Regions from separate parts of the Homo sapiens genome. Here region 2 is linked to region 1. A link is a contact called in ENCODE Hi-C or POLR2A ChIA-PET data. All regions are on one chromosome and are shown on one strand. The core of a region is the stretch at or near the end of the contact, and the rest is flanking DNA. Distances in the headings are between cores, read along the strand shown.

Evidence for each region. Hi-C counts contacts between places; a loop is a spot of excess contacts on that map. ChIA-PET counts read pairs that join two places held with the same protein, here RNA polymerase II (POLR2A). Pooled maps may share reads with other maps.
Region 2: a loop to region 1 is called in a map of gastrocnemius medialis, with 3 times the contacts of the local background. The contact joins the promoter of MIR7-3HG here to the promoter of SEMA6B in region 1. A Hi-C loop is called at or near these places in 1 of 168 maps with a recorded cell type or tissue (gastrocnemius medialis) and 1 of 50 pooled maps. POLR2A ChIA-PET finds 5 or more read pairs at or near these places in 1 of 52 experiments (GM12878).

Annotation. Positions count from the first base shown.
Region 1 is chr19:4,558,434-4,564,951 of GRCh38, reverse strand. SEMA6B (semaphorin 6B) reads left to right here and starts at 5,268. Exons shown (of 17, transcript NM_032108.4): 1 at 5,268-5,422; 2 at 6,463-6,518. The coding sequence starts at 6,495.
Region 2 is chr19:4,767,663-4,774,505 of GRCh38, reverse strand. It overlaps MIR7-3HG (MIR7-3 host gene), which reads right to left and starts at 5,401. Exons shown (of 3, transcript NR_027148.1): 1 at 5,155-5,401; 2 at 4,749-4,876; 3 at 1,950-2,342. It overlaps MIR7-3 (microRNA 7-3), which reads right to left and starts at 3,836; the gene lies at 3,727-3,836. RefSeq lists a silencer at 4,675-4,969.

The DNA of each region.
Region 1 (6,518 bases), core at 4,019-6,518:
GTTCAAGGCTGCAGTGAGTGGTGATTGTGCCACTGTACTCCAGCCTGGGCAACAGAGCCAGACCCTGTCTCTTAAAACAATGTTTAAAGAAATAGTTTCTAGAGTTAAATATTGTTCTGATAAAACTCAAGATGAGGCCGGGTGCTGTGGCTCACACCTGTAATCCAAGCACTTTGGGAGGCTGAGGTGGGCGGATCATGAGGTCAGGAGATAGAGACCATCCTGGCTAACATGGTGAAACCCCGTCTCTACTAAAAAATCCAAAAAATTAGCTGGGCGTGGTGGTGGCGGGAGCCTGTAGTCCCAGCTACTGGGGAGGCTGAGGCAGGAGAATGGCGTGAACCCGGGAGGCGGAGCTTGCAGTGAGCCGAGATCGTGCCACTGCACTCTAGCCTGCGTGACAGAGCGAGACTCCGTCTCAAAAAAAAAAACAAACCACAAGATGAAAGACAGACCATATTACACCAATTAGGATGGCTACTGTCAAAAAACTGGAAGATAGCCGGGTGTGGTGGCTCACACCTGTAATCTTCGCACTTTGGGAGGCCAAGGTGGGTGGATCACCTGAGGTCAGGAGTTCGAGACCCGCCTGGGCAATATGGTGAATCTCTGTCTGTACTAAAATTACAAAAATTAGCCAGGCATGGTGGCACCCGCCTGTGGTCCCAGGTACTCGGGAGGCTGAGGCGGGAAGATCGCTTGAACCCAGGAGGCGGAGATTGCGGTGAACCAAGATCATGCCACTGCACTCCAGCCTGGGTGACAGAGCGAGACTCCATCTCAAAAAAATAATAAGAATGAAGGAGGCTGGGCATGGTAGCTAACATCTGTAATCCCAGCACTTGGGGAGGTCAAGGTGGGTGGATTGCATGAGGTCAGGAGTTCAAGACCAGCCTGACCAACATGGTGAAACCCCATGTATACTAAAAATACAAAAAAAAAAAATTAGCCGGGCGTGGTGGCGTGCACCTGGAGTCCCAGCTACCTGGGAGGCTGAGAAAGGAGAATCGCTTGAACCCAGGAGGCAGAGGTTGCAGTGAGCTGAGATCGTGCCACTGCACTCCAGCCTGGGAGACAGATCGAGACTGTCTCAAAAAAAGAAAAAAAAAAAAAGGGAAGGAAACCCTGACACAGGTCACAGTGTGGATGCATCTTGAGGCAATCCCGCTCAGTGAGAGAGCCAGACACGCAAGGACAAACCACTGTGTGACCCACTCCTAGGAAGTCCCTAGAGTCATCAGGTTCACCCAGACAGTAGGATGGGAGGTGCCAGGGGCTGGGGAGGGGGGTGAGGAGTGAGTGTTTCATGGGGACAGAATTTCAGTTTGGGAAGCTGAGAAAGTTCTGGAGATGGTGGTGGTGATGGGTGCACAATTATGTGGATGTTCTTAATGCTAGTGAACTGTGTGTACTTAAAAACAGTTAAGGGCCCACCGGGCACCGTGGCTCACAACTGTAATCCCAGCACTTTGGGAGGCCGAGGCGGGTGGATCACCTGAGGTCAGGAGTTCAAGACCAGCCTGGCCAATATGGTGAAACCTTATCCCTACTAAAAATACAAAAATTGGCCGGGGGCAGTGGCTCATGCCTGTAATCCCAGCACTTTGGGAGGCCTAGGCGGGCGGATCACGAGGTCAGGAGATTGAGACCATCCTGGCTAACATGGTGAAACCCTCTCTCTACTAAAAAATACAACAAAAATTAGCCGGGTGCTAATTTTTGGTGGTGGGCACCTGTAGTCCCAGCTACTCGGTAGGCTGAGGCAGGAGAATGGCGAGAACCCGGGAGGCGGAGCTTTCAGTGAGCCGAGATCACACCACTGCACTCCAGCCTGGGCAACAGAGTGAGACCCTGTCTCAAAAAAAAAAAAAAAAAAGTGTAAAGAAATAGAATTAAATATTATTCTGATAAAACACAAGATGAAAGACACACCATGTCATACCCATTAGGATGGGTATGTCAAAAAACTGGAAGGTGGCCGGGCATGGTGGCTCACACCTGTAATCCTCACACTTTGGGAGGCCACGGCGGGTGGATCACCTGAGGTCAGGAGTTCGAGACCAGCCTGGCCAACATTGTGACACCCCGTCTGTACTAAAAATACAAAAATTAGCTGGGCGTGGTGGCACGTGGCTGTGGTGTCAGGTACTTGGGAAGTTGAGGCGGGAGGATCACTTGAACCCGGGAGGCAGAGATTGCGGTGAACCAAGATCATGCCACTGCACTCCAGCCTGGGTGACAGAGCGAGACTCCATCTCAAAAAAATAATAAGAATGAAGGAGGCTGGGCATGGAGGCTCACACCTGTAGTCCCAGCACTTTGGGAGGCCGAGGTGTGTGGATTGCATGAGGTCAGGAGTTCAAGATCAGCCAGACCAACATGGTGAAACCCCATGTATACTAAAAATACAAAAAAAAAATTAGCCGGGCGTGGTGGCGTGCACCTGGAGTCCCAGCTACCTGGGAGGCTGAGAAAGGAGAATCGCTTGAACCCAGGAGGCGGAGGTTGCAGTGAGCTGAGATCGTGCCACTGCACTCCAGCCTGGGAGACAGAGCGATATTGTCTCAAAACAAGAAAAAAAAAAAAAGGGGAAGGAAACCCTGACACAGGTCACAGTGTGGATGCATCTTGAGGCAATCCCGCTCAGTGAGAGAGCCAGACACGCAAGGACAAACACTGTGTGACCCACTCCTAGGAAGTCCCTAGAGTCATCAGGTTCACTGAGACAGTAGGATGGGAGGTGCCAGGGGCTGGGGAGGGGGGTGAGGAGTGAGTGTTTCATGGGGACAGAATTTCAGTTTGGGAAGTCGAGAAAGTTCTGGAGATGGTGGTGGTGATGGGTGCACAATTATGTGGATGTTCTTAATGCTAGTGAACTGTGTGTACTTAAAAACAGTTAAGGGCCCACCGGGCACCGTGGCTCACAACTGTAATCCCAGCACTTTGGGAGGCCGAGGCGGGTGGATCACCTGAGGTCAGGAGTTCAAGACCAGCCTGGCCAATATGGTGAAACCTTATCCCTACTAAAAATACAAAAATTGGCCGGGGGCAGTGGCTCATGCCTGTAATCCCAGCACTTTGGGAGGCCGAGGTGGGTGGATCACCTGAGGTCAGGAGTTCAAAACCAGCCTGGCCAATATGGTGAAACCTTATCCCTACTAAAAATACAAAAATTAGCCGGGTATGGTGGCGGGCACTTGTGATCCCAGCTACTTGGGAGGCTGAGACAGGAGAATTGCTTGAACCCGGGAAGCTGAGGTTGCAGTGAGCCGAGATCACGCCATTGCACTCCAGCCTGGGCGACAGAGCAGGACTCTTGTCTCCAAAAAAAAAAAAAAAAAAAAAAAAGAGCACTCACCCCTTGGGGGTGCTGTGAAGATTAAATGAGTTAATTTAAGTACTTATGATAATGCCTGGCACCTAGCAAGTGCTTTATGTTTGCTAGGTGTTTTTTTGTCGTTGTTTTAATTTAAATTAATTTTATTTTTTTTGAGATAGGGTCTCACTCGGTCGCCCAGACTGGAGTACAGTGGACCAATTATAACTCATTGCATTCTTGAACTCCTGGGCTCAAGCAATCATCCTGCTTCAGCCTCACAAGTAGCTGGGACTACAGGCACGTGCCACCATGCCTGGTTAATTTTTTATGTTCTGTAGAGATTATGGGGGCGTGTCTCGCTATGTTGCCCAGGCTGGTCTCAAACTCCTGAGCTCAAGTGATCCTCTTGCCTTGGCCTCACAAAGTGCTTTACAAAATTAATACAAAAATTAACCGGGCGTGGCAGTGCACACCTGTAATCCCAGCTTTTCAGGAGGCTGAGACACGAGAATTGCTTGAACCTGGGAGGTGGAGGTTGCAGTGAGCCGAGATCATACCACTGCATCGCAGCCTGGGTGACAGAGTGAGACTCTGTCCACCTTCCCCTGCGTCCCCCACCCCCGGCAAAAAAAAAAGTCAGGCTTGGTGGTGCACACCTATGGTCCTAGCTACTCGGGAGGTTGAGGTAGGAGGATTGCTTGAGCCTGGAAGTTCAAGGCTGCAGTGAGTGGTGATTGTGCCACCGTACTCCAGCCTGGGCAACAGAGCCAGACCCTGTCTCTTAATGTTTAAAGAAATAGTTTCTAGAATTAAATATTATTCTGATAAAACACAAGATGAAAGACACAGCATGTCATACCCATTAGGATGGCGACTGTCAAAAAACCAAAAGGTGGCCGAGCGTGGTGGCTCACACCTGTAATCCTCGCACTTTGAGAGGGCAAGGCGAGTGGATCACCTGAGGTCAGGAGTTCGAGACCAGCCTGGCCAACATGGTGAAACCCCATCTGTACTAAAAATACAAAAATTAGCTGGGCGTGGTGGCACGTGGCTGTGGTCTCAGGTACTTGGGAAGTTGAGGCGGGAGGATCGCTTGAGCCTGGGAGGCAGAGATTGCTGTGAACCAAGATCATGCCACTGCACTCCAGCCTGGGTGACAGAGCGAGACTCCATCTCAAAAAAATAATAAGAATGAAGGAGGCTGGGCATGGTGGCTCACACCTGTAATCCCAGCAGTTTGGGAGGCCGAGGTGGGTGGATAGCATGAGGTCAGGAGTTCAAAACCAGTTTGACCAACATGGTGAAACGCCATGTGTACTAAAAATACAAAAAAATTTAGCCGGGCATGGTGGCATGCACCTGGAGTCCCAGCTACCTGGGAGGCTGAGAAGAATCGCTTGAACCCGGGAGGGGGAGGTTGCAGTGAGCTGAGATGGCACCACTGCACTCCAGCCTGGGCGACAGAGCAAGACTCTGTCTCAAATAATAATACTACTAATAATAGTTAAATGAAAATGGTTAAGATGACAGCTTTTATGTTATATATATTTTAGCCATTTTTTTTTAAAGGCACAGGGCAGACAGGGCTCTTAGTTAGGTTCTGGGGTAGGGGGCTAGAAAGGCCCGTGGCATGAGGGGAGGGTAGGCCGAAGTGGGGTCTGAGGTCAGGGGCCTTGAATCCCAGGGAGAGGCTGGGGCCTGGACTCAGGGGTCCCTGGGAGCCACAGGAGGCTGTAGAGCAGGGGAGGAGCCAGGGAAGGAAATTCTGAAGGAAACAGGGCCGTGCCCTGAACACACGTGGAATCCGGGTGTTCGCTGAGTCACAAATCCTGGAAGCTCAGGGTCGTGAAGAGGAAGTCCAGCCGCGCTATGCGAGGTCTTCCTGTTTTTGGAGGGGGCAGGCACCCCAGGGCCGATTGTCGCGAATCACCTTCACCTCTGGGGGCTCAGAATCCCTGAGCCAGAAGGCCAGGGCAGGGCTGGGGGATACCCCTGCTGCTCAGACAGGAAAATGGGCTCGGAGCTTGCCCAATACTTCCCAGAAGGACGAGGCTGCTGAACTTCTCATTCGGGGCTCCGGGACCTGGACTGTACCCCTTTCTGGTAGGGGGTGCTCTGAACTGGGACCTTCAGCATGGAGGGCGGGGGTTCAGAGGGTGAATTCCGCTGCTATGTCATTACCTGGATGGGAGAGTGTCTCCACTCCACACACCTAGAAGTTTCTGCAAAGTTACCTTGAATGGGAGTGGGAAGCAGTCCCCCGTGAGAGGTAGTGAGGTGCCTGTCATGGAGGTGTGCAAGCGGAGAATGAAAAGGCTGGATTTGGGAAGGAGGTCAGATCTACCAGGGTCACAGAGGCCCTTGGCATGGGGAATATTCTGTGATTCTGTGGTTATGTAGTACTGTCATTCCCAGCTTGTGGCTTTTTTTTTTTTTTTTTGGATGGAGTCTTGCTCTGTTGCCCAGGCTGGAGTGCAGTGGTGCGATCTTGGCTCACTGCAACCTCCACCTCCTGGGTTCAAGGGATTCTCCTGCCTCAGCTCTCCAGTAGCAGGGATTACGGGCACAGGCCACCATACCTGGCTAATTTTTGTATTTTTTTGTAGAGACAGGGTTTCGCTATGTTAGGCAGGCCGGTCTTGAACTCCTGACCTCAGATGATCCTCCCATCTCGGCCTCCCAAAATGTTGGGATTACAGGCGTGAGCCACCACACACAGCCAGCTTGTGGCTTATAAAATTCCAAGAGCCTTTGACTCTTTTTTTTTTTAGCCTTTGAGTTTAATATTTTTGTGTTTTAATTCTAAGTATTTTTATGCATGTATTTTGCGATTGCATTTTTAAATATATGTTTTAGGATATTTGTATCTATTATTATAATAATTATTATTAGTTTTAAATTACCGAATGCAGTTTTGTTTGAAGTCGTTTCCTGGGCTTTCACGCACACGTGGCCATAAAGTTGTTCTGATAATTAAATCAGTGCTGTGTATTATTATTATTATTGCCATTATTGTTTTTATTAATTATTATCCCCGTGAGGAATTTTTCTGGGATTTGAAGGAGCGTCTGCTGCTCTCGCCCGCCGTCTTGTGGCCACGAGCGGGACTGCAGGCCGCTCACCTCGCCGCCCCTTGCCCGCAGGCGTCACCTCCTCCTGTCGCCTGGCCCTCGCCATGCAGACCCCGCGAGCGTCCCCT
Region 2 (6,843 bases), core at 4,152-6,651, 210 kb before region 1:
GCTCAGTGTAGCCTCCAATTCCTGTGCTCAAGCAATTCTCCTGAGTAGCTGTGACTACAGTGTGCACCACTGCACCCAGCTGTCACTTTTTTTTCCAACAAGACAACAGCAAAAAATGAAGTATAATGTGTTCTTCTGTCAAGTTAACCAGCCATAACGGCAAAGCCCAGGAGGGCAGTGATGGAAACTCATTCACCTTTTTTAGTTTCTAAAGCCATTGAGCAGGCAGCTGCAAGCTGGGTCCTTGGGGGTGGCTGGGAGAGGGTGGTAAGTTGGTTGGACCTCTGTGGGTAATGGCTCGTCTTTACAGGGGTGTGTGGCCTCCAGGATTTTCTGTGTGATGAAGGTGATAGGCTCAGGCACAAGCATTTATACCCAAAGTGAATATTGGATGCCAGCACTGAGCTAGGCGTGTGTGTGGGGAGGTCAGGGGTACAAAGATGAAACTGCCAGGAAAAACTGAGGGCTCCCAGGGGTCTTTGGGGGAAAATAAAAGGTTAGTGTGGCTTTAAAAAGAATCAATAAAGGCTGGCCGGGCGCGGTGGCTCACGTCTGTAATCCCAGCACTTTGGGAAGCCGAGGTGGGTGGATCACTTGAGGTCAGGAGTTCAAGACCAACTGTGCCAGCATGGTGAGACCCCCATCTCTACTAAAAATACAAAAATTAGCTAAGTGTGGTGGCACGTGCCTGTAATCCCAGCTGCTCAGGAGGCTGAGCCAAGAGAATCGCTTGAAACCAGGAGGCAGAGGTTGCAGTGAACCGAGATCATGCTACTGCACTCCAGCCTGGGCAAGAGTGAGACTCTGAAAAAATTAGACCGGTGCAGTGACTCATGCCTGTAATCCCAGCACTTTGGGAGGTTGAGGCGGGTGGATCACTTGAGGTCAGCCTGGCCAACATGGTGAAACTCCGTCTCTACCAAAAATATAAAAATTAGCTGGGTGTGGTGGCACACGCCTGTGGTCCTGTGCAAGTGATCCACCCACCTTGGCCTCCCAAAGTGCTGGGACTGCAGGCATGAGCCACCACGCCCAACCGGATATTTGAACGTTATTCTGCAGTCAGTGGGGCTCTTGGAAGGGTGACAGGCAGGAGTGGAACTTGGTCAGATGTGTGTTCTGGAAAGTCCCCTCGCTGCATGTAGAGAATGAACAGGCTGTATGTGTGTGTATGCTCAGAGGGGAGACAGTGAGGAGATCCGGACATGCAGGGAGGCGGAGGTCATGGAGGCAGAGGGCTGGAGGGAGGTCATGGAGGCAGAGGGCTGGAGGAGAGAGGATGGATTTGAGCACAGTGACTCATCTTGGGGATCATGGGGAGTGGATGAGGAGGGGAGGATCTTGGGCATGTAGAGGGACTGTCATATTCATGGGCATGTCAGGGGAGGAAGCTAGGGGCTGGGCAGATTGAGTGTTCACTTTGAAATGATTAATTTGGGGTGACTGGGAGACACCCATAGCAGAATGTCCTCCTCCATTGAGGACCCCAGAAGGCAATATCTGTGTGCCTTTTCCTTTCTGAAAGACCTTGCATTCCCAGGGGGCAATTCTAAATAGACCAGGAAACCTCCCACAATTAGACCTAACCCAGACATTGAACCTCCCTCTGCTCAGCCCATTCATAAAGTGCCTCTGGCATTTAGGTGTCTTCTAATCTCATTTTCTCTGCTTGTTAATGGACCCACTGAGGCAGTACTCCTGGGAGAGAGAGAAAGATTTCATTTGTCTGGGGCTGAGGAGGGAGACGAGGGTTGCCAGAGCTAATGAGGAATCAGTGCCTTGTAATTGCTAATTAAATGAGCCTGGCTCTCTCTCTTGGGGCTGTGAGTTGGCTGGCCGGCCCTTAAGTGTCCACAAATTCAATTATGCTTCCCCAATAAACACCTCCAGCAACCATTGCCCTCCAGTATCTCTCTGGGGGAGACCTAGAAGAAGGATCTTCCTGTGTGTGCTGAGGCCATTCATTCATTTATTGATTGATGTATTGGTTTATTCTTTGATGCCTTTATTGATTCAACACATGCTTATTATATGCCTGCTGTGTGCCGGGCCCCGGACCAGGCGCTGGGGACACAGCAGTGAAAATACTAACATTGTTTCTGCCCTCACGGAGCTCACAGTGTAACAGGGAGACAAATAGACCTGTCAGTAGATAACATGAAAATAATTGGACTATGTGCTGCAGACACAATATCCCAGGTCTATGAGAATGTCAATACAGACTTCACGTGGGAAATGGTGAGGCAATAAGGATCGTTTCCCTTGATGAAATGGAGCTTGCAGAAGAAGGCAGGGTCAGTTGTGGGGAGCTCTGGTTGGAGGTGGAGGGAGTGCATTCCAAGCTGCAGGAACAGCAGAGGCAAAAGCCCTGAGGCTGGAGAACAGGTAACCATGTGCAGTTTTTCACTTGATTAGGGTGTTGCAGAGAATTGGGAGTGAGTCTTATATATTTATTTATTTATTTATTATTTTTTACTGAGATGAGGTCTTGCTATGTTGCCCAGGCTGGTCTCGAACTCCTGAGCTCAAGCTATCCTCCCACCTTGGCCTCCCAAAGTGCTGGGATTACAAGTGTGAGCCACCATGTCTGGCAAAGGTGGTGAGCCTTTATGATGTCATAAGTCACCACTGGGCACAAGTTCACACTTGTCCTATGATTGGCCCATGACACTGATGGGTAGCAGACAGGAAAGGAATCTTTTCTGAAACTTTTTTTTTGAAACAGGGTGTTGTTCTGTTGCCCAGTCTGGAGTGCAGTGGTGCAGTCATGGCTCACTGCAGCCTTGATCTCCCAGGCTCAAGTGTTCCTCCCACCTCCTAAGTAGTTGGGACTACAGGCATGTGTCAACTCACGGGGTCTCACTATATTGCCCAGGCTGGTCTCAAACTCCTGTACTCAAGCAATCCTCCCATCTCATCCTCCCAAAATGTTAGGATTACAGGTATGAGCTCCCACACCCAGCCCACTTCTGGAACTTTTATTGAAAAGTATCCTTAGGCTGGGTTCGGTGGCTCACACCTGTAATCTTGGCACTTTGAGAGGCTGAGGCAGGAGACCATGTCTTTACAAAAAAGAAAAAAAAAATGTTTTTTGAGACAGAATCTCTCTCTGTTGCCCAGGCTGGAGTGCAGTGGTGCAATCTTGGGTCATGCAGCCTCTGCCTCCTGGGTTCAAGGGATTCCCATGCCTCAGCCTCCCGAGTAGCTGGGACTACAGGTGTGTGCCACAACGCCCAGCTAATTTTTGTATTTTTAGGAGAAATGGAGTTTCACCATGTTGTCCAGGCTGGTCTTGAACTCCTGGCCTCAAGTGGTCCACCTGCCTTGGCCTCCCAAAGTGCTGGGATGACAGGCGTGAGCCACCCGGCCAAAAAAATAATAATTTTTTTTTTAATAGAAAAGTACCCTGAGAACTCTGGTCTAGGGAGGGCTTTAAATGTCATTCCCTCATTGGGTCTCCCAGGAAAGCGCCATAAGGTGGTTAGAGGTCTTGGGTTTAGAGTCAGGTATGTTCTATCTCCAGGCTTGTGGGGGCGTACGAGTGATGTGACAAACCCCATACATGGTGCATGGCTGTATGAGCACAGGATGTATGTCCTTGTTTGCTTCCCTCCTTTGCCTGTGCCTGTATCGCCTGGAGTGAGCCAGCCCCCCCACTCCGAGTGGAAGCGATTCTTCCCCGACCTCCCCGGTTCTCCCCCACTGGCCAGCCCATTGAAGGCGAAGGTCGAAGGGAGTCTGCGCTATGAGGCCGGCTGTGACTTGTTGTCGTAGTACATCAGAACAACAAAATCACTAGTCTTCCACACAGCACTAGACCACAGCCACTCTAATCTTCTTCACCACCCTCTGCCCCATGTCTGAGACCCCTGCCCAGCTCCTCCTTCTCACCTGAGCCAAGCTATGACACCTGAGTTTCCTGCCTCTGTGCTGCCTCCCTGTTTTCCATTCCCGGTTCTCCTGGAGAGAAGCAGGGTCTGATCTCCAAGGGCCCACCTCCCACCCAGGCACGTCAGAGACATGGGATTTGGAGTTGGACTGGTGGGGTTGACTTACAGCTTCACTTGTGGGCTGAGAGTCCCTGCGTGGGTTATTTTTCTGCCTTTCTCAGGGCCTTGGGTTCCCCAAATGTCACATGGGCACAGTAACACCCATGTCCTAGGGTTGAAGATGGCATGATATGATGTATGTAAAATGCTTGGCACAAGGTTTCTCACCGAAGTCTGGAAGAGACACCATAATGTCATCTTAGCAGGCAGCTGTTACCCCAGTGAGGTATCTTACCTGTTGAAAATTCCGGACTTGGGCCAGGCGCAGTGACTCACGCCTGTAATCCTAGCACTTTGGGAGGCTGAGGTGGACGGATGAAGAGGTCAAGAGTTTGAGACCAGCCTGGCCAACATGGTGAAACCCCGTCTCTACTAAGAATACAAAAATTAGCCGGGAGTGGTGGCATGTGCCTGTAATCCCAGATACTCGGGAGGCTGAGGCAGGAGAATCCCTTGAACCCAGGAGGCAGAGGTTGCAGTGAGCCGAGATCGTGCCACTGCACTCCAGCCTGGGCGACAGAGCAAGACTCCGTCTCGAAAAAAAAAGAAAATTGCAGACTTCTGTGTGTGCTTATCTGGAAAATACTTTGTTTAAAAATCCATTACATGAGGTGCAGGTCTCCAGAAATGCCAGGCACCTCAGACCACCCTCTCTCGTCCTCCCCCTGCAAAATCAGGGTCAAAGGGCTCTCCCGTTACCTGGAGGAGCTGTCCAGGGTTCTGGAGACGAAACGGAGCCCGCTGGGAACTGTCCTGAGCCCCGGTGCTGAAACAGATCGCGGTTCTCTTCTCGGACCTCCCGAGAGGCGCTGTCCGGATATTTGGTGCTGAAATAAATAGCATTCTCCTCCTTCGGTCGGTGGAGAGCTGTCCCTCGTGCTGAAGAAAACTTGATTTTCCTCTCTCTTTCCCCGTTCCCCCACCCCTCTTCGTTCTCGGTTCCTCCGATTCTTGGGAAACCCCACCCCCACTCAATTTATTTCCCCTCCTAGCTTCTTCCTGGGGAGCTTCAGAATGGCAATGGGGTGGCGGGGGGGAGACACAGAGGGGTCGCAACTAGCACTGATACCTGCTCCTCACCCTGTACCATGTCCCCAGAACTTACCTCCCAAGCAGTCAGCCCTGCTGGTCTCTGCTTTCCAGACCGTCAAACTTCGCCGTCTCTGTCCCTTTCTGGGAAAATGTCCATGCGCCAACCTGCAAACCAGCCTCATTCCCGGCATCCCACGTCCCTCAGACCACCCCTCCTCCCACGCAGCTGCGGGCCTCCCCCTCTGTGTGCCTCACCTGCTTCCAGTCTTGTTGGCAGATGCAGGTGTCCCGTGGCTGCCGAGGCGGGGACCTGCGCTTTTATAGGCTTCAGGGAAGGCGGAGCGCCAGGAATCCTGGGAGGGGCTTCCCCAACTGGCCAATGGGATTCCGCCTCAGAATGAAGCTCCAAAGATTACCTCATAGGTTGTGGCCCACGCTTCAGAATAAAAGTCTGGCATCTGCCCAAAAACTGGGCTAGGGGATTTTTTCGGATGGGGAAGGAGCATTCATTGTGGACCATGGAGTCTCCCCACTCTCTCCAATCCCCTCCTGGGTTCCTGAGCTCCAAGTTCGTTCAGGTGTCCTGGCTGGTACCTGTTTCTTCCCATTCCCAATTTTTGCTATTGCTCCTGGTTCAGGAAAGAAAAAGCTGGTAAACTGTTTTGGGAAAAAATAAGGGATGTGGAGAATATTAAAGTCCAGTTCCACCTAGGGCAACTGACGTCTGTGAAAATGGAGGGCTCAGAAGACTCTGGGGCAGAGGTGGGACTTAAGCCTGAAGCTTTTGATTCCTTAACTCAAAACCCAATTTATAAAATTCAGCTTATTGTAGTGCTATACTGGGCAGGCTCTGAACCAAAAAACGAAGAAACTGGGGTTCAAGTTCAGATTTTTCTTCTCCTTCCTTTGGGACATTGGGCACAGTTGTGCCTCAGTTTTTGCAACTGTGAAGTAGTGATAATAGTAGAGTATTTGCTGAGGAACTAATGATATGGTGTGGATTGCATGTTAGAAATAATCAGGGCAGGGGCTAATGTGAGTTGGGTGAGGCACCAGCCTCAGGTGCAAAACTTAAAGGGGCACCAAAAAACTCAATAATCAAGGTAAATAATATTTCAGGCCAGGTGCAATGGCTCATGCTTGTAATCTGAGCACTTTGGGAGGCCAAGGTGGGAGGATCACTTGAGGCCAGGATTTCAAGATGAGCCTGGGCAACATAGTGAGACCCCGTTTCTGAGAGAGAAAGAGGGAGAGAGGGAGAGAGAAAGAGAGAAACAGAGAGAGAGAGAGAGAGAGAGAGAGAGAATGGCACCTGTGGTCTCAGCTACTTGGGAGGCTGAGGTGAGAGGATCACTTGAGGCCAGGAGGTCGAAGCTGCAGTGAGTTATGATTGCACCACTGCACTCCAGCCTAGGTGACAGAGCAAGACCCTGTCTCAAAAAAAAATCGATGCAATGTTTTAAGAAATCAAAATGTATGCCAAAATCCACAATGAACAAAATATCAAAAATGTAAATAAAGGCAGAACCAGCCTTTCTGACTTTTCCTTTTGCCTGAGGTCCCAATATGGCTTGGCATGGCACTAGCAATCATGTCTGTTTACGGTAAGTTTTCTAATAATGCAGCTGTTATTCTTTCCTGATCTATTCCACCCATTTATTTGCTCAACAAACTTGTTGTACTAGGCACTGGAGATACATACATGAATTCAGCAACCAACCTTGCCTTTAGGGAGGGTAAAGACATGAAAACTCTGCTCACA